Regions from separate parts of the Homo sapiens genome. Here region 2 is linked to region 1. Evidence: chromatin loops called from intact Hi-C (ENCODE). Cell type or tissue: heart right ventricle. All regions are shown on one strand. Links, peaks and the distances in the headings refer to the core of each region. The heading gives the core; the rest is flanking DNA.

Region 1 (10,459 bases), core at 1,154-9,153:
AACAAAAAATAACACCACTCACAGCCAAATTACCTTCTAGTTTTTCTGGCAATCAAGTCTTCCAATTGCATGGTAGATTTGGGGCACATGCACTACCAACTGGATCAATATATTTTTAAATCAATTCCCCCATGGTCTTTGGAATCTGCATAATTTATATAAAAATTTAGACAAATTGATATTTGAATCCACAGGGGTTCCAGAATAGTGGAAGCTTAAACATTTTTCCACTATATTTTAATGCATACGAAAATCATCCACTTTAAGTAAGAAATGTTGGATGAAAGTTTTTGGACAAGAGTATCAAACATGTAAAAATCCCAGCAATGTGTTTATTTAAGAAAAACCTGCCATTTTGTTATTGCACCACACTTTTACATGGAGAAGTGGTTAGTAAAAAATTATGTCCACTTACAAGGCTAGAGAAAGTAAGCAAGGTTCCAAGTCTGTAAGGGTATTTAATAAATACAATAGTAAATAACTGCCATTTGAAGAGCAAATACTATGTCCCAAGCACTGTGCTGGGTGGGTGCTTTAAGGACATCATCTCATTTGATCTTTATGACCCGGCAAGGTAGGCGTTAATGGCCCCATTATATGCATGAGCAATCTAAGACTTTAAGTTCTTAAAATACTTGCTGAAGTTCTTAAAGTACTAAGTGACAAATCTGGGATTAGAACACAGTTCTGATTCTAAAGCACATGGTCTTTGGTCTCACTCCTAATTTCTAAGGATTATGAAGTCTATTATACTGATGGTGTTTTCTGTGTCTTTTCCATGACATATTCTAAGAGGATTCTCTAGTCACAAAGAATCATTGAACAAAAAATGCATTATGAGAGATTTTCATTGTCGACAGTCAGAGCCACACCTGAACTGTTTATCATTAGATGAGACGATAATGCTTTTCAAATGCTAAAAAGTTTTCTGAAGTTGTTCTACTACAGCCTACTAGGTAGTAAGCTCTGTGAGGAACAGGACTGAGTCTTTTAACTGTTGTGTCCCTACGTAAGAGCCTCGTGTGATTTCTGTCACACAGTACATCCTGAATAAATACTGCTGAATGAAAAAACGAGTAGTTGGATCTTCACTGCTAATTTACTCCAGCATATTAGATTTATCATTAGACTTCTATATTAAACCATCTGCTCAATTTCACTAAACAAAGTGAAAACGTTTTTTCTTTTTTTCTGAGACAGTCTCACTCTGTCGCCCAGCCTAGAGTGCAGGGGCGCCATCTTGGCTCACTGCAAGCTCCACCTCCCGGGTTCACGCTATTCTCCTGCCTCAGCCTCCCGAGTAGCTGGGACTACAAGCGCCACCACGCCCAGCTAATTATTATTATTATTTTTTTTTTTTTTTTTTTGAGACGGAGTCTCGCTCTGTCCCCCAGGCTGGAGTGCAGTGGCGCGATCTCCGCTAACTGCAAGCTCTGCCTCCCGGGTTCACGCCATTCTCCTGCCTCAGCCTCCCAAGTAGCTGGGACTGCAGGCACCCACCACCACGCCCGGCTAATTTTTGGTAGAGACGGGGTTTTTTTTAGTAGAGACGGGGTTTTTTTTAGTAGAGACGGGGTTTCACCATGTTAGCCAGAGGTCTCGATCTCCTGACCTCATGATCCGCCCACCTCGACCTCCCAAAGTGCTGGGATTACAGACGTGAGCCACCGTGCCAGGCCGAAAATGTTCTTTTTTTATGAGAGCCTTATAAAAAATGAAAATTACCATTTCTTTTCCTATGAACCATAAAAAGTCTTTAAGCTATAATTTAAGGAACTTCTATAAAGCGTGTGCAGGCTCACTTATTGATCAGTGTATTGCTAGACTTTCTGATGACACTATATAACTAGGAAGAATGTATCAAACTACAAAAATAAATACACATCATGATCAATACAATATTTGAATTCATTGCTCTATTCTTTTTCCTTTTTACTGATATTTGTGCCTGAAACATGATTTCATCTATAGTAAGACAAATTCTGAGAAACAAAAACAACAGTAGAGAAATGGCAGCAGTAGAAAAGCAACAAATCTCATGTGCTCTCTTATCTTTTTAATTATTTAAAATAAAATAAATCAAGTCTGTTATTTCTTGTGATATAGGGAAGCTATGTTGTGAAAAAGCCCAGACTCTAATATCAGAAAGTAAAATAATTCTAGATAAAGTCATTTACATTTTATATCATATAGATAGAAATATAAAGATACATAGTCCTAGTTATTTTGGGTGAACTAATGTTAAATATAAAGTGAGAATCACATCACACAAGTATAGATAGAAATATCTATCTATATGACATTGGAATGAGTGGTATGGAAAAACAACAAATAACTTACAAAGTGAATAATCCACAGATAAATAATTGAGTTGACTTGATATCAGGTCCAATATCAGAGCTGACTTGATATCAATGACTATAGAGAGTGAATTCTCTTTTCTTTATAAAATATTAATTTTTGATAAATTGCATGCTTTTTAAAAATGTCTGGTCAAAAAAGTCATTTAATTAAGCTAAGTGTTTTGAGAATTAATAAAAATGAAAAGGCCGGGCGTGGTGGCTCATGCCTGTAATTCCAGCACTTTGGGAGGCCAAGGCAGGCAGATCATCTGAGGTCAGGAGTTTGAGACCAGCCTGGCCAACATGGTGAAACCCTGTCTTTACTAAAAATACAAAGAGTAGCTGGGCGTGATGGTGGGCGCCTGTAATCCCAGCTACTCGGGAGGCTGAGGCAGGAGGATTGCTTGAACCCAGGAGGCAGAGGTTGCAGTGAGCCGAGATCATGCCACTGCACTCCAGCCTGGGTGACAAGAGCAAAACTCTGTCTCAAAAAAAAGAAAAAAAAAAAAGAAAGAAAATAAATAAATGTTTAAGAAGTTACCGCCTGTAATCCCATCACTTTGGGTGTCCGAGGTGGGCAGATCACGAGGTCAGGGGTTTAAGACCACTCCGGCCAATATGGTGAAGCCCTGTCTCTACTAAAAACACAAAAATTAGCTGGGTGTGGTGGCATGCACCTGTAGTCCCAGCTACTCGGGAGGCTGAGGCAGGAGAATCACTTGAACCTGGGAGGCAGAGGTTGCAGTGAGCCTAGACTGCACCATTGCACTCCAGCCTGGGCGATGGAGCAAGACTTCATCTCAAAAAAAGAAAAAAAGAAAAAAAAAAAAGAAGTTACTAAAAGAAAAAATGTCTCATAATTGAACTAAACTATATAATCCCCAAATAATCCTCTGGTATATTTTTTAAAATTCTGCAGTAGTTTTAAATAAATGTGTATTTTAACTCCCTCATATTGGAAGGAATTTTATAAGCATGAAACACTCACCTAAAAGTGCATTTTTTCCATGATCATCTGGTAGAAATCGCTTGTCCACAGCACAAACTAGGATGTGTTCAGGCAGATTGGGAGACTTGGCCCCCACCAGGAGGAATCCTGCTGGGATGTCAATTTGTTCCATACACAGTGATACCAAACGCAAATCCTTTCCTGCTTGACAAAAACCTAAAAACCAGTTTAAAAAAAAGGACACAGTGAAATGTTTAGTGAGATTATATCTTCTTATCACTCATTTGGAGAGTAGATTTATTTTTGAGAATCACTATTACAGACTAAATTAAAGTCCCTATACCCCTATACTCCAACCAGAAGACAAATCTGCCAAGTGTGGCCCTCTGAACAAAGCTGAAAAGACATTGAAAGGAAATATTTCCGTCTGCTTCGCTTCAGCCAAAGCGACAACTTCATATTTTTTCTTTTTTTTTTCTTTTTTTTTTTTTTTTTGAGATGGAGTCTCGCCCTGTCGCCCAGGCTGGAGTGCAATGGTGGGATCTTGGCTTACTGCAACCTCCACCTCCCAGGTTCAAGTGATTCTCCTGCCTCAGCCTCCCGAGTAGCTGAGATTACAGGCGTGTGCGCCACCACACCCGGCTAATTTTTTTTTTTTTTTTTTTTTTTAGTAGAGATGGAGCTTCCCCATGTTGGCCAGGCTGGTTTCGAACTCCTGACCTCGTGATCCACCCACCTTGGCCTCACAAAGTGCTGGGATTACAGGCGTGAGTCTGGTCAACAAGTGGGGCAATGGTGAATACACAACAAACTTTGAAAACCACGTAGTTTTTATGTGCATGTAATACGATTATTTTACTTCCAATCCAAATTCACTTCTCTAGATGGGTACAGTGTCAGAATAGAGATACTCTTTATTTTCACAGAGGAAAAGACTGAAGCTCAGAATTTGGTGACTCCTAGATGAACGGGCCAAAACTGTTACAGCATTTCACTTTTTACCATGACATGACATGACAAGATGTGACAAAATCTTACATAACCACTTTGTATATCATAATGTATTATATGAATTCATCTGTTCATTGTTTATTAAACAAACATTTGCAACAGATGCTGTCCAAGACCAGGAGATACAGAATTGAACCAAATATAACTTCCTCCAAGAACTCACATTGCAGTCATTTGGAAGAATGTATAAGGAACCAAGAATCACAGACAGTGTTATAGGGAACAGCTACAGTTCTGCTGCAAATCTTCTGGGGAATGATTCCGTCTGTACTCACTGTAATCATATGACTTCCCCAGGGAGTTGTGACACTCCAAATTGATGTGGAGCTAGGACCTGATCCAACTGGGCCACTTTGATAGCCCAACTTTCTGGCCATAGTTGATTGGTCCAAGGGTGGACATATGACATAAACAAGGCCCATCAAAGCCTTTCCCCTAGAAAATCTGAACATGGAGCCAAGGAGAGCATGGCTCAGACTGCTTAGTGCCAGCCCTGTCTCTTGACTTGGGAGGGAACTCCGTCAGCACAGGCAGGAGGCTGAAAGACTGTTCTGGCAGTATCTGGATCCCTCAGCCCGCTGTATCTGCCTTTCCCAAGGTCTGGCCATGAAACCTTTTCTTTGGAATTCTTTCAGTAATTTCTTCATTTTACCTAAGCCATTTTCAGTTGGGTTTCTGTCATTTGCAACCGAGAAAGGCTGAATAAAAGTATGATAAATGCTATTTCAGGCCGGGCGCAGTGGCTCACACCTGTAATCCCAGCACTTTCGGAGGCCGAGGTGGGTGGATCACTTAAGGTTGCGGTTCAAGTCCAGCCTTGCCAACATGGTGAAACCCTTCTCTATTAAAAATACAAAAAAAGGCCGGGCGCGGTGACCCGCACCTGTAATCTCAGCACTTTGGAAGGCAGAAGCGGGCGGATCATGAGGTCAGGAGATCGAGACCATCTTGGCTAACATGGTGAAACCCCGTCTCTACTAAAGATACAAAAAAATTAGCCGGACATGGTGGCAGGCACCTGTAGAGGCGGAGCTTGCAGTGAGCCCAGATCGCGCCACTGCACTCCAGCCTGGGCAACAGAGCGAGGCTCTGTCTCAAAAAACAAACAAACAACAACAACAACAAATTAGCTAGGCATGGTGGCACATGCATGTAATCCCAGCTACTTGGGAGGCTGAGGCAGGGGAATCACTTGAACCAGGGAGGCAGAGGTTGCAGTGAGCCAAGATCGCACCACTGCACTCCAGCCTGGGCAACAGCGTGAGACTTGCTCTCAAGAACAGGGAAAAAAACGCTATTTCAGAAAATTTTGGAAGCAAGGAGGATGCCTACCTCTCCCTACACAAACCCGAGGAGAGCACCATTATCATTGCCCAATACAAAGTAGGGAAAAACCATGCTAGATTCTCCTAGCATCAATTCATGTTATGATTTTAACCAAGTGTCAACAGATAATTGAATGCTATCAGTTACTGGCATGAGAAATAAAAAAGAAAACACCATGAAAACATTGGATGAGGCGAGGTGCAGTGGCTCACGCCTGTAATCCCAGCACTTTGGGAGGCCAAAGAGGCAGATCGCTTGGGTCCAGGAGTTCAAGACCAGTCTAGGCAACAGGGCGAAACCCCATCTCTACAAAAAAATACAAAAATTAGTCGGGCCTGGTGGTGAGTGCTTGTAGTCCCAGCTACCTAGGAGGTTAAGATGGGAGCATCCCTTGAGCTAGGGAGGCAGAGGTTGCAGTGAGCCAGGATTGTGCCATTGTACTCCAGCCTGGGTGACAGAACAAGACCCTGTCTAAATTTTTTTTTTAAAGAAAAAAAATTAAAATTTAAATTTAAAAAAATGGATGAAGCGGTGGGGCATATTAAATTTACCATATAGTTTGGGTCACCAAACCTCAAAAACAAGCCTAATAGAATTGGGAAAAGTCAACAGAAGAAAGAATAAAATTATCAAGACTGCAGGGCTCAATCATTTCAAGCTTATAGATCCCTTTTTAACATTAATAAAAGTCAATTTAAACTCTAAAAGTCAATTTAACTCTAGAAGTTCATGAATTAAGAAAAAATATAAAAACTTATGAATTCTTTAGCAATTTTAAGTGCATCTGCATTTGTTCAAAATATCATTTATATTTATTTGGAAAATAGTCATTAAATATGTCGGTCATATTACTTCGTTTACAAATATTTTTTGGAGCCTATGGATACATGGAACCCATTGGAAAAAAAAAATCTGCTGTGTCCACCCACCTCTATTAAGGAACAGGGCTCACAGGTTTGAAAGTTGGGAATTGATGATGATGATGATGGCAGCTAAAACTTATGGAGCACTTGCCATAGCCAGGCACAGTGCTAAATACTATATAGATTACCTTATTCAATGCACTCAACACTCAAGACTGGTACTAACCCTGTAGATAATCTTTCTTGTACAGCATGAATATCAAACAGTATATGAATAAACTGATCTAAGTAGGCCAGGTGCAATGGCTCACGCCTGTAATCCCAACACTTTGGGAGGCTGAGGCGGGTGGATCACCTGAGGTCAGGAGTTCGAGTCCAGCCTGGCCAACATGGCGAAATCTTGTCTCTACTAAAAATACAAACATTAGCTGGGGGTGGTGGCATGGACCTGTAGTCCCAGGCACTCGGGAGGCTGAGGCAGGAGAATTGCTTGAACCTAGGAGGCAGAGGTTGCAGTGAGCCGAGATTGCACCACTGCACTCCAGCCTGGGCAACAAGAGTGAAACTCTGTCTCAAAATAAATAAATAAATAAACAAACAAACCAATCTAAAATTACTTTCTATTTAAAATCAAGTCCTTATCACATGCCATGTAATGACAGAATTAATTTTTAAATCTCTGAATTCAAAAGATTACACACTATTATAAGAGACATTTGTGAGTCAACGATTGAGGAACACAGATCTGTTCTAACCTCTTTAATATGTAAATGAAAGAAGGGCCCCAAGAGACTAAGAAAGTGGCCCAAGGCCAAATACTCAACCACCAGAAACAGTAGATCCAGAACCCAGGTCTCTTAACTCCTAATTAACTGCTCCTTTGACCTCATTAACACCTCTCTGACTCATATACAGTCATTTATCACTTAACCACATGGATGCATTCTAAGAGGCGATTTTGTTGTGTGAACATCATAGAGTGTACTTTCACACACCCAGATGATACAGCCTACCACACATGTAGGCTAGATGGTATAGCCTAATGCCCCTAGGCTACAAACCTGGATAGCATTCTATTGTACTGAATACTATAGGCAGTTGTAACACAATGGTTAAGTATTTGTGTATCTAAACATATGTAAACACAGAAAAGGCACAGTGAAAATACGATATAAAAGATAAAAAATGACACACCTGTATAAGTCACTTAAAACAGAGCTTGCAGGACTGGAAGTTGCTCTGGGTGAGTCAGTGAGTGAGTAATGAGTGAATGTGAAGGCCTAGGACATTACTGTACACTTTGTAAATGCTGTACCCTTAGGCTACACTAAATTTACTAAAATGTTTTTTTCTTCAATAATAAATTAACCTTAGCTTACTGTAACTTTTTAACTTTATCACCTTTTTAACTTTTAAAAACCTTCTGATTCATAATAAAACTTAAAACACAAACACTTTGTATAGCTGTATAAAAACGTTTTCTTTCTTATATCCTTATTCTATAAGGCTTTTTTGTATTAAAATTTTTGTTTTGTTTTGTTTTTTACTTTTTAAACTTTTTTTGTTGGCCTGGCGCGGTGGCTCACGCCTGTAATCCCAGCACTTTGGGAGGCCAAGGCGGGTGGATCACAAGGTCAAGAGATTGAGACCATCCTGGCCAATATGGTGAAACCCCATCTCTACTAAAAATACAAAAATTAGCTGGGCATGGTGGTGGGCGCCTGTAGTCCCAGCTACTCAGGAGGTGGAGGCAGGAGAATCACTTTAACCCAGGAGGCGGAGGTTGCAGTGAGCCGAGATTGCGCCATTGCACTCCAACCTGGTGACAGCGCGAGACTCCATCTCAAAAACAAAAACAAAAACAAAAACAAACAAACAAACAAACTTTTTTGTTAAAAACTAAGGCACAAACACACACATTAGCCTAGGCCTACACAGGGTCAGAATCATCAATATCACTCTTCCACCTCCATATCTTGTCCTACTGGAAGGTCTTCAGGGCAAAAACATGCTTGGAGGGTCATCTCCTATGATAATAATGCCATCTTCTGGAATACCTCCTAAAGGACCTGCCTGAGGCTGTTTTACAGTAAACTTTTTTTTTTTAATAAGTAGAAGGAGTGCACTCTGAAATAACATAGATAATAAAATAACTAGGTAATAAAAAATAACATTTATTACCTAGTATCATGTGGTGTACCTAATTGTATGTGCTATACTTTTATATGACTGGCAGTGCAGTAGGTTTCTTTACATCAGCATCACCACAAACACATGAGTAATGCATTGCACTACTTTACAATGGCTACAGTGTCATCAGGCAACAGACATTTTTCAGTTTTGGAACCTACAGGACCAATGTCATATATGCAGTCAGTCATTGACCGAAATGGTGTTATTTGGCACATGACTGTATACTGTTTCACCTTCCTCTAGTCTGATGGAGAGCTCTCCTATAACTTCATCCTTGCCTATTTTTGTTGGGTCCTATCACTTGACTTCCCTGTGGCCTTTTCAGATTGATTTCTGAGCATCATTTGATACACCAGCCCCTGCCAGCCATTGACTGTGTCGGCATTCACCTATTTCATACTTGTTAATGAGTCCTTAAAATTCAAGTTTTGGCAAGCCGCAAAAGTAATTCATGCTCACAGACTGACATTTCTGCTGAGCTTTCTCAAGCAATACATTGCAAAAGGGAGACTAAGAGGGAAAAGTTACAATTTTGTTTCTGGGCTAAAGAGGTATAGAGTAGAGAAGGCACAGTTAGTGTTGAGAAGGCCTGAAGAAAGCAGGATTTTCTAGGGAAGAGAGATTATTTCAGAGCAATTTCTGTGGCAAAATGAAAACTACACAATCCACACAAATAGTTTTTAGTATTACAATCTTTGAGGGTTTTCCCATTTATGAGGACACCTAGAGGAGAAAAGCAATAATTATTAAACAATTACTGTATTCTATGAGAGGTGTGTGCCTAACCTCCTTCCCTTAAAAAAAAAAAAGTCAAGAGGTTCCTGTGCCCGTGAAAAGAGAAAATTCCTATTTGATGAAAAAAAAAAAAAAAAAACCCACCCCATAATGATGGGGGTTTGTAAAAGTGGCACGAGAACCAACTGAGATCCCAATGTCCAAAACTGAACAATTTGAGCAACAAAATAAATTAGTATTGGATTATAAACATAAAATAAATGTAGGTATTTATGGCCATAATGACATAAATAAACGAATGAACCCATCAATAAATGGGAGAGAAGAGATGAATTCCCAGGCAGTAGAATTTCAAATAATTTACGTAGCCTGCCCTCAAGGATGTGGAGTATAACTCCCTGCTCCTTCAGTGTGATCTGGGGATTCCTTCCACAGTATGTAGTGGAAGGAGAGTGGGGATAACACTCCTTCAGCCCCTCAGCCAGGTGACCAAGGTCAACAGCAATAGTGTTAAATCATGTTGATAGTATGTACCCTTGAAAGAATAAGATAAAAATTTACCTCTGTGATCTTCCTCCCCAGATCCCATAACCTCAATCTAATAAGGAGAAAAACATCAAATGAATTCCAATAGGGGGGTCTCCTACAATATGCCTAATACTCCCCAAACGGCCAAGGTCATCAAAAACAAGGAAAGTCTGAGAAACTGTCACAGTCAAAAGGAACCGGTGAAACCCCATCTCTACTAAAAATACAAAAAATTAGCGGGGCGTGGTGATGGGAGCCTGTAGTCCCAGCTACTCGGGAGGCTGAGGCAGGAGAATGGTGTGAACCCGGGAGGCGGAGCTTGCAGTGAGCCGAGATCGCACCACCACTGCACTCCAGCCTGGGCGATAGAGCAAGATTCAGTCTCAAAAAAAAAAAAAAAAAAAAAAAAAAGGAACCTAAGGAGACATAACAATTAAATCTGATGCCGTATCCTGGATGGGATACTGGAACAGGAAAAGGATATTAGGAAAAAACCAAGGAACTCAAATAAA
Region 2 (10,459 bases), core at 1,022-9,021, 50 kb after region 1:
TTGTGCACTGAGAAATTCAGGACTTGACTTCAGGATGTGAGGACTGAACAAGCAGTCCCTGGAGACAGAGGGCAGCCACACAGATGGCCGCTATGGACACTGGGTTTTTTGTTGTTGTTCTTGTTTTAAGACAGGGTCTCACTCTGTCACCCAGGCTGGAGTGCAGTGGTGCAATCATGGCTCACTGCCACTTCCACCTCCTTGGCTTAAGTAATTGTCCCAACTCAGCTTCCCGAGTAGCTGGGACTACAGGTGCATGCCACCATGGCTGGCTGATTTTTAATTTTTTTTTTCTTCGAGATGGAGTCTGGCTCTGTTGCCCAGGCTGGAGTGCAATGGTGCGATCTCAGCTCACTGCAACCTCTGCCTCCCGGGTTCAAGCGATTCTCCTGCCTCAGCCTCCCGGGTAGCTGGGATTACAGTCACCTGCCACTACGCCTGGCTAATTTTTGTATTTTTAGTAGAGACAGGGTTTCACCATGTTGGCCAGGCTGGTCTCGAACTCCTGACCTCAAGTGATCCACCTGCCTCAGCCTCCCAAAGTGCTGAGATTACAGACATGAGCCACTGTGCCTGGCCTAATTTTTAAATTTTTTGTAGAGATGGGGTCTCACTATGTTACCCAGGCTGGTCTCAGACTCCTGGGATCAAGTGATTCTCCCACCTAAACCTCCTAGAGTGCTGGGATTACTGGCATGAGTTACCATGCCCAGCTGCTATGGGTACTGGTGAGATTACCTGGTGACTGCCTAGGTGGGAGAAGTATGTGGAATGAGAGAGGGTCCAGGAGGAAACCATGAGAAACACTGTCATTTAAGAGTCAAGCAAGCCAGGCGCGGTGGCTCACGCCTGTAATCCCAGCACGTTCGGAGGCTCAGGCGGGCGGAACACGAGGTCAGGAGATTGAGACCATCCTGGTTAACACGGTGAAACCCCGTCTCTAATAAAAATACAAAAAAATTAGCCGGGCATGGTGGTGGGTGCCTGTAGTCCCAGCTACTCGGGAGGCTGAGGCAGGAGAATGGCGTGAACCCGGGAGGCGGAGTTTGCAGTGAGCCAAGATCGTGCCACTGCATTCCAGGCTGGGCGACAGAGCAAGACTCTGTCTCAAAAAAAAAAAAAAAAAAAAAAAAAAAAATTAGCCGAGTGTGGTGGCACGTGCTTGTAGTCCCAGCTACTCGGGAGGCTGAGGCAGGAGAATCACTTGAACCTGGGAGGCGGGGATTGCAGTGAGCCGAGATTGTGCCACTGCACTCCAGCCTGGGCGACAGAGCAACACCCTGTCTTAAAAAAAAAAAAAAAAAAAAAAGGTCGGGGGGCTGGGCATGGTGGCTCACGCCTAATCCTAGCACTTTGGGAGGCAGAGATGGGTGGATCACCTGAGGTCAGGAGTTCGAGACTAGTCTGGGCAACATGGCAAAACCCCGTCTCTACTAAAAATACAAAAAATTAACCAGGCATGGTGGCAAGCTCCTGTAATCCCAGTTACTTGGGAGGCTGAGGCAGGAGAATTGTTTGAATCTAGGAGGTGGAGGCTGCAGTGAGCTGAGATCTCACCATTACACTCCAGCCTGAGCGACAAAGCAAGATTCTGTCTCAAAAAAAAAAAAGAGTGAAGCAAAGGAAGAGTAAAACCAGCAAAGAAGATGGAGAAGGAGCAGCAGAAGCAGGAAGGGAGCCAGGAGCAGAACAGTGTGGTGAAAGCTGAGGGACAAGACAATCTGGAGAAATGGAAGGTGGTAGACAGTTACAGTTGTTGTTGGTTTTTTTGTTTTTGTTTGTTTTTTTTTTTTGAGACGGAGTCTTGCTCTGTTGCTCAGGCTGGAGTGCAGTGGTGCAATCTCAGGCTCACTGCAACCACTGCCTCCTGGGTTCAAGCAATTCTCCTGTCTCAGCCTCCCTAGTAGCTGGGACTACAGGCACCCACCACCACGCCCAGCTAATTTTTATATTTTTAGTAGAGACGGGGTTTCACCATATTGGTCAGGCTGATCGGTGGTAGACAGTTTTAAAAGGTAGGAGAAGTCAAATAGGATCAGGAATGAAAATGTCCCATGGCATGCGATTAGCCTTTCAAGAAGCAAGTGTGGTGAACAAGGGTGGAAATAGGTTGGTAATTGTCAGAAAGGTACAATGGCAGGAAGAAATAATTAGAAGGAGGGATGCTTGCAGGATGAGGTTCTTTCCTTAAAGAAAAGGAAGAGTTGATGACTAATGGAATAAGGTTCTAGAGGGGGCAGAGAAGAGAGAGAGAACAAGGATGGAAGCCACACATTGATGGCAGAAGCACGAGACAGGACCGAGGCTCCCTGATGATAGCAGAGATGCTTTATCAGTCTTGGACTGTTACCTCCAAATGTTATGCCAAGAAGAAAGAAACTTCTAACTTGCTGTTTCAGGTTTCCTGTCATTTGCAGACAAATGTAAACCTAATTAGGACAGGAGAAAGGGCTGTGGAAAGAACAAGAATAACCAGAAACCTCTTAAAAGCATGAAGACATGAAATAGCACAGTATGTCCAGAAGATAAGACCAAGACCAAGTAATCTTGGTCTAGACTCCCAAGTGTGAGAGAGGGCATGTTAGGAAAGAAAGATGGAAATATAGCCCAGGTCTCAATTGCTGCAACTAGATCCTATAGATAAAAGATAGCCGTGAATGAGTGTTAAGCAAAGAAATGACATGTTCACATTTTAGCTTTGAACGGATTTCCCCGGTGGCAGTCTGGTAGGGGCTTGTGAGGAAGTAAAACAGGATGCAGGGAGAGTGTTTAGAAACTCCTACTATAGTCCTAGTGAGTGGTCATGATAGCCTGTGTGGGTGCAGTTATGGGAGGGTTACAGAGGGTGGGATGAGCCTGGGAAATATTTAGGAATGAAATCAGTGGGAATTAGTGATTGATGACACGGCGAAGTAATTCAGGAGGACGTCGAGGTTTCTGCCTTGCATTGCTTCTTTTCTCCACCCCTATTGTCAGTAGCTTAATCTAGGCATGCCGCTACCTCATTTTCTCATTCAACGAGTATTTACTGAGTGCCTTCTTTGTGTCAGGACTGGCAGATACAGAAGTGAGTGAGTCAGAAATGATCTAAATGATCTCTGCTCTATTCGGTCTTAGGGATACCTATGATGAATGCTTCATATGTGAGAACTCATTTAATCCTCAGAATACCCTGTAAGTACTTTTTTTTTTTTTTTTTTGAGATGGAGTCTCACTCTGTCCCCAAGGCTGGAGTGCAATGGCATGATCTCAGCTCACTGCAACCTCCAGCTCCCAGTTTCAAGTGATTCTCCTGCCTCAGCTTCCTGAGTAGCTGGGATTACAGGCACATGCCACCATGCTTGGCTCATTTTCGTATTTTTAGTAGAGATGGGTTTCACCATGTTGGCCAGGCTGGTCTTGAACTCCTGACCTCAAGTGATCCACCCACCTCGGCCTCCCAAAGTGCTGGGATTACAGGTGTGAGCCACCGCACCTGGCCTGTAAGTACTATTATGGTCTCCATCTTTCAGAAAAGGTAACCCAGTCTTAGAAAGTTTAATAGTTGGCTCAAGGTCACACAGCTGACTGACAAGTGATGGTGCCAGGAATCAAACACAGATCCATCATACTTCAAAGCCATGTTTTTAATCACTTGACAATGCTATTTCTCATGCAATTATACACAACGTGTTAAAGACCACGACAAGGATTACTGCAGCCTCCTACCTGGACATGGCATGTTCCAGCCAGAGTAGTTCTTTTTTCAGGCAAACTGGGGTGGATGATGGTACCTTTTCTGATTCAGGGAACCCTGAGAAAGAAGGTGAGATTTCTGGACAGAAGGTGATCCATTCAGTTCTTAGACATATGGTTTTCGAAATGGCTGTGAAACAACCAAATGGAAATATCCAGCAGTAATCTAATAGGGTCTGAAGTGCAAGGGAACCCAGGGTTGGAGATAAAGAACTTGGCTTCACTAGTACTTAGGGTCAGCTAAAGTCAAGGCAATTAATGGGACTCTTCAGGGATTCCTAGAAGTGAGAGGAGCAGCCTGCTGAGAAAGGGGCAGGTGGGTACAGGCTTGAAGAGAGTGGAATAGATTTGGAATAATTGATTAGATAAAAAGGAAAGGAACTCAGCCAAAGGCAGTCAAAGATATAATTAGGTCACATTTAGGGATAGGGACAATGAATTTAGAGTGATCTCAGTCTGCAATGATGAGAGATTTTCTCCAGTAGCGATCACCAACTCAAGAGTAGGAACACTGGCCAGCATTTTACTGTAAGTTTCTTTCATTTCTTACAGTCTTATTTAAGACTGCCTATGAGTTCCCAGATGACCCTGAATTTACCTTTGACCAGCTATTAAACACCTGGCCTACGAAGTTGTATTAAAATCCATCTTTCCTTTAGATTTTGAAATCTTTAGAGTCACAGTTTGTGTTTTATTCATTTTTATTCCCACTAACTCACACAGTACTACTTGTATACTTGTTTTATTCCCAGATTAGACTGTAAATTCCCAGAGGGGAGGAACTATAGTTTCAACACCTTTGCAGGAGCATCACCTCAGTACAACATCTGTGAGATCAGATTGACTTTACACTGTCAGTTGCAATGGAGAAACAAGCCAAATGTCTAACACTATCAAGCAGTTGTTGTTGTTGTTGTTGTTGTTGTTGTTGTTTTTGAGACAGAGTTTTGCTCTGTCGCCCAGGCTGGAGTGCAGTGACACAATCTCGGCTTACTGCAACCTCCACCTCCCGAGTTCAAGCGATTCTCCTGCCTCAGCCTCACGAATAGCTGGGACTACAGGCGCCTGCCACCAAGCCTGGCTAATTTTTGGTATTTTTCATAGAGACGGGGTTTCACCATGTTAGCCAGGATGGTCTCGATATCCTGACCTCGTGATCCGCCCGCCTTGGCCTCCCAAAGTTCTGGCATTACAGGCGTGAGCCACCGCACCCAGCCTCAAGCAGTGATTTTTAAGTGTTCAGACTTGGAGTTAACAATCCAGGCTGGGCATGGTGGCTCATGCCTGTAATCCTAACACTTTGGGGGACTAAGGCAGGTGGACTGCTTGAGGTCAGGAGTTCAAGACCAGCCTGGCCAACACGGTCAAACCAGTCTCTACTAAAAATACAAAAATTAGCCGGGCATGGTGGTACACACTTGTAGTTCCACCTACTCGGGAAGCTGAGGTGGGACATGCCTGTAGTCTCAGCTACTTGGAAGGCTGAGGTGGGGGAATCACTTGAATCCTGGAGGCAGAGGTTGCACTGAGCCAAGACAGTGCCACTGCACTCCAGCCTGGGTGACAGAGCGAGACTCTGTCTCAAAAAAAAAAAAAAAAAAAAAAATCTCTCTTCTCAACCTTCTGCTCCCTGTGTTTCATTAAGAGGTAGCGAGGACATGTCCACCCTGGTATGCGGCCATTTTGTCTTTGGGGTTTGGGCTCTACTGGCAGCTCGATAAATTCTGTGACCAGGGACAAACTACTAAGCACTTCTGGGTCTCTTGATCCTCATTAGTAAAACTGAGTGGACTGAACCCAATAATTGCTTATGCCCTCTCTTGTTGTATAATCCAAAGATTCCATGACCTTTGGGAGACCTTTAAACCATACCTGAGAACCACTGTCTTGTGAAGCACAATAATACATGGGCTCTGTGTTTCCCTACTGGAAATGGACAAATCCCTCTCTCTATAAAATTGGGTTATAATCTAGAGATCATAGCATTTCTAAAATGAAGACACTAACATTTTATATTTATTGCTTTGACAGCTAGGCAAGACATTTTATCAGATACAAGGTTGTTTTTCAATGGTAGGTTTACCCATGAATCCAGTCGGGGCACTTTAGTTCACTATGATAGTAGAAAAGAAAGCTAGAAGAATATAAAACATCATCTTGGCTCTTATATGTACCTTGCTGACTAACTCCCTTTTTTTTTTTTCCAGATAAGAAACCAAAAGGTGTCCATGACTTAGGTACTAAATGGCAAGGCTGGAACCAGAATCCAAGTTGCCCAGTCACACAGTTTTTGTTTTTTAAATAACCAAATTGGTCAAAAATCTTCCTCAAAGACAAAAACAGATGAAGGTAAAATGCCAATTGGTTAAATTTAAACAGAGACTTCACTTTGTTCTTTTCAGGTTCAATAATAAACAATTCTAGTGATTAGCATGAGGGGCTGGCAGAGGAAACATTCTGACTCCTAAACAAAAATATTTATATTTTTGCATGGTGGTTAGTAAATCAATTGTAAAAATTATATGGAAAACAAGGAGAATTAGAAAACCCACAGCACAATTTCCTCTACTCTTTTGGGGGACAGATGAAAAAACAAAATGAAATCCCTGTGGCTACCTTCATTAGCAGCCAGGGTGGTGAGTCCCATTGTAAATCTCACTTATAGAGGCTCATGGCTACCTGCAGAGCCTAGGAGAACAAATCACATTAGTTAAGACACCAGATGACCAAAGGAAGCAGTGAGCGTCTGGTAAAGCTAGTAAACAAAAGGCAGCATTCCAGATGAATGCCATTGCTAGAGCCTGCATTGTAAAATGCTTGGATTTGAGAACCCTAAAGCAGATTAGCTTAAAGCAACAAAAGATTCAAATAAGATACAAAGAACTCATTTTGGCACATTAAGAAATTGTCTTCATTAGATCATCAGGTGCTTAAGTGTAATTATTACAGAAAAAAAAAATCCCATCTAAGTTTTGTTTGAGGCAGTGAAGCCTAGAACAAGGACCTAAGGATGGTTCTTGAATATAACATGTTCATGACCAAAATTCACCAACCAGACACAGTGGCCTTTTTCTCTTTTAATCTTCTTAACATTTTAAAGGTCTGTAATGACATTAAAATTTGTTGTGGACATCATTTCAACATTCAGTCCATGATGATGGACTGAACATCAATTCAGGCCATCAATCAGTCTGAAATTTTACAAATGCATTTAGAGACCCTATAAGCACATAGGCAAAAATGGTTCCAATAATTTAAATGCTAATCCTAAAACCCTAAAGCCAAAATTGAGGTTTAATAATGAAAATCTTTCCCTATAATTTCTATTTTCAGGAAATTAATTTCTCATCATATCTCCCCAGTTTTGTTTGATTATAACAATGGCCCCTCACCACCAACAAAAGCAGTTCAGCTCCCACTTTCCCTTTGAAAAGTATTCCCATCGTTTTGTCAAAGCCTAATAGGGTCATAAGCAAGGCTGCACTGACATGGAAGGAAAGACCTTACACCTAATACACTGCTGTCACCTGAAGCTTTCAGGCCAGGTGAAAGCTTTGACTTCATTTGTGTTCAAGCAGAAAAACACTAGAAAAATTCAGTCAGTATGAACTCCAAAATGCTTTTTGGCTTCACCACTCCTTTAGGTTTAAAAATTATAATAAGTAGCCAGGTGTGGTGGCTCACACCTATAATCCCAGTGCTTTGGGATGCTAAGGTGGGAGGATCCCTTGAGGCCAGGAGTTTGAGATCAGCCTGGGCAACACAGCAAGAACCTGTCTCTACAAAAGATTTAAAAAATTATCTGTGTGTGGTGGTGTATGCCGATAGTCCCAGCTACCCTGGAAGCTGAGGTGGAAAGATGCCTTGTGCCCAGGCTGCAGTGAGCACTTGCAATCACATTTGTTTGACAGAGGACAAGGGAAGTACAGAAATCAAGAAGCTTGTGGCTGAGTCATATTTCAAGATGATTGCAGATGAGAGGCACGGCTCCCCACCACAAACTTTCAACTGGAGGAACCCTTGCCAATGCTGTGGCCTCTCCTGTCTTTCCAGTTTTGTCATAAAGACAAGTGGCAGGTATCTATCCTATCAAGTCAGTGACTAGTACAAATTCTCAGATAGCTCCTTATTTGCTGACTGCAACACACAGGGTCTCCTTCCATTTTCTCATCTACTCCTTTCCTCTCTTCTTGGTAGCCAAGGCAGGACCAAAAATGGCCTGACCATTACTGCTCTGAAAGCCAAGACAGGCAGTGGTGATCATGCTTCACTACTTCATAATCATGTAGCTTGAGGCTAGTTATCTGTAAAATGGATATATCTCCTACTTCATAGTGTTACAGTAAAGAAGATAATGTATGTGAAGTACGTTGCATGTATTAGGTATGCAACAAATGTTAACACTCCTCCTTATATAAATCCCTAACCATGGGAAGAACACACTTCTCTACTTTATAGAATTCTTTCATGTATATTATTAACATCTTGGTTAGGGCCGGGTGCGGTGGCTCAACGCCTGTAATCCCAGCACTTTGGGAGGCCCAGGCGGGTGGATCATGAGGTCAGGAGTTCAAGACCAGCTGGGCCAACACGGTGAAACCCCGTCTCTACTAAAAATACAAAAAAATTAGCCAGGCATGGTGGCGTGCGCCTGTAATCCCAGCTACTCAGGAGGCTGAGGCAGGAGAATCACTTGAACCTGGGAGGCAGAGGTTGCAGTGAGCTGAGATTGTGCCATTGCACTCCAGCCTGGGCGACAGAGCAAGACTCCGTCTCAAAAAAAGAAAAAAAAAAGAAAGAAAAAATCTTGGTTAATCTTTATAAAATTACCACACTCATAAGTAGCCAAATACTGACACTCAAATGCATGTCCTCTGACTCCAAACCAATGTGGTTTTTTTTGTTTGTTTGTTTTTTGAGACGGAGTCTCGCTCTGTTGCCCAGGCTGGAGTGCAGTGGCACAATCTCAGCTCACTGCAAGCTCCACCTCCAGGGTTCACGCCATTCCCCTGCCTCAGCATCCCAAGTAGCTGGGACTACAGGTGCCCACCACCATGCCCGGCTAATTTTTTTTTATATTTTTAGTAGAGACAGGGTTTTACCATGTTAGCCAAGATGGTCTTGATCTCCTGACCTTATGATCTGCCCGCCTCAGCCTCCCAAAGTGCTGGGATTACAGGCGTGAGCCACCACACCCGGCCCCAATGTTTTTCTATTGTGCTGCAATGAGGGGTTGTGGTAGTGGGACCACAATTATATTCCTGTAGCATCAGATCCTGCGGGTGGGGGCGAGGAGCATGGCCTGAGCCAGGAGGGATCTTAGAAGCAAACAAATGAAGCAAAAATAGAGACACAAATAAACCCATACCACTTAGGTAGCTGCCAGAGAGGTGAGGTGGACTTGGGTTTTGTCAATAAAGTGTCCACTGTAAAAGGTAATCAGAATAAAAGTGAAAATAATTGTATTGTTGTAGGTTCTAGATCTTTGTAAGAATGTTATTATTTTAGGTTGCTCAAAAAAAATCTTATGAACACAATAGACCCAACAAAATGTTATCTTAGTCTAAGGTTGAGAGAGGTTTCCTAATTGTCATTAGACATAACCAATGTCTAAATTAACCAAAATTTTATAAACAACATCTCAGAACTGCATTGAAAGCTTTGAACACTTTGCTTCACTTAATTCTTATAATGACATTATGAGATAGAGCCTTTCATTCATTACATGAGAAAACAGACTCTAAAAGGTTGAGTGACTTGTTCAAGAAAGTTAGCAGTGCTAAGATTCAAACCTAGGTCCTTTAAAATCTATCATATGCTTTTCAGGCTAAGCTACACTAAATTCTCCATAGTCACAGAAAAGAATATGTAAAATGGTCCAAACTGTAATCAAATTGTTAATCAAAATTCAAGGGAGAAATAACTAATGCTATGTTGGTTAAACATGATTTTACTTACACAGCTTGTGAAAATTCCTGATTAGAAATATCTGAGGTCAGACTGACAGCCTAAAACTGCCTTAGAATAGAAGAAACAATATGGGATTCCTAGTCCACTCTTACATGATTCTATACAATCAAATACATTCTGACTCCACTATGTGCCTTTTAAATTTCAACTTTTCTAATAAGATAATTTTTTTTTTTTTTTGAGATGGAGTCTGGCTCTGTCACCCAGGATGGAGTGCAGAGGTGCGATCTCGGCTCACTGCAACCTCAGCCTCCTGGGTTCAAGCAATTCTCCTGCCTCAGCCTCCTGAGTAGCTGGGATTACAGGCGCCCGCCACCACGCCAGGAATTTTTGTATTTTTAGTAGAGACGGGGTTTTGCCATGTTGGCCAGGCTGGTCTTGAACTCCTGACCTCAGGTAATCTGCCCACCTCAGCCTCCCAAAGTGCTAGGATTACAGGCGTAAGCCACTGTGCCCGGCCTAATAAGATAAGTTTAAAACCTAACTCAGACTGATAATTTTTGATCCACGGACATGATCCTCACTCTCCTTTATAACCTTTCATTCTGTTATCTGCCTTGGGAAAGTCTTTGTTGAGAAGTAAAATATAAGGAACCTCCTAAAGGAGTTGAGATATGTAGGCTGGTGGCTTAAGTTGAAAAACAACTTATTTTTATTTTGGGGTAAAAAGTGAAGAAACACAGGAGAATCCTAGGAAGAAACAGCATGGAGAAACAAGTGATCATAGCTGTGGATGAAGACAATCAACAGACAA

What was found. A loop is a pair of places that touch in the nucleus more often than their neighbours do. Peaks named below come from ENCODE experiments on the same cell type or tissue, not always from the same donor. Only the 100,000 strongest peaks of a DNase experiment are listed, where the experiment ranks them.
Region 2: it touches region 1 in a loop (2.1-fold over the local background); 13 of 110 quality-filtered maps call a loop at or near these places.

What each region holds. Positions count from the first base shown.
Region 1 is chr18:21,388,433-21,398,891 of GRCh38, reverse strand. GREB1L (GREB1 like retinoic acid receptor coactivator) reads right to left here. Exons shown (of 33, transcript NM_001142966.3): 5 at 3,331-3,507. All of the region lies in intron 2 of GREB1L-AS1 (GREB1L antisense RNA 1), which reads left to right. Among named protein-coding and RNA genes, the nearest start is that of GREB1L-AS1, 57 kb to the left of the region's middle. RefSeq lists an enhancer at 7,045-7,897. In heart right ventricle, for the core only: no CTCF peak of the experiment used is centred there; a DNase peak (open chromatin) is centred at 4,723.
Region 2 is chr18:21,338,613-21,349,071 of GRCh38, reverse strand. All of the region lies in intron 1 of GREB1L (GREB1 like retinoic acid receptor coactivator), which reads right to left. Among named protein-coding and RNA genes, the nearest start is that of GREB1L-DT, 100 kb to the right of the region's middle. RefSeq lists an enhancer at 6,165-6,763. In heart right ventricle, for the core only: no CTCF peak of the experiment used is centred there; no DNase peak of the experiment used is centred there.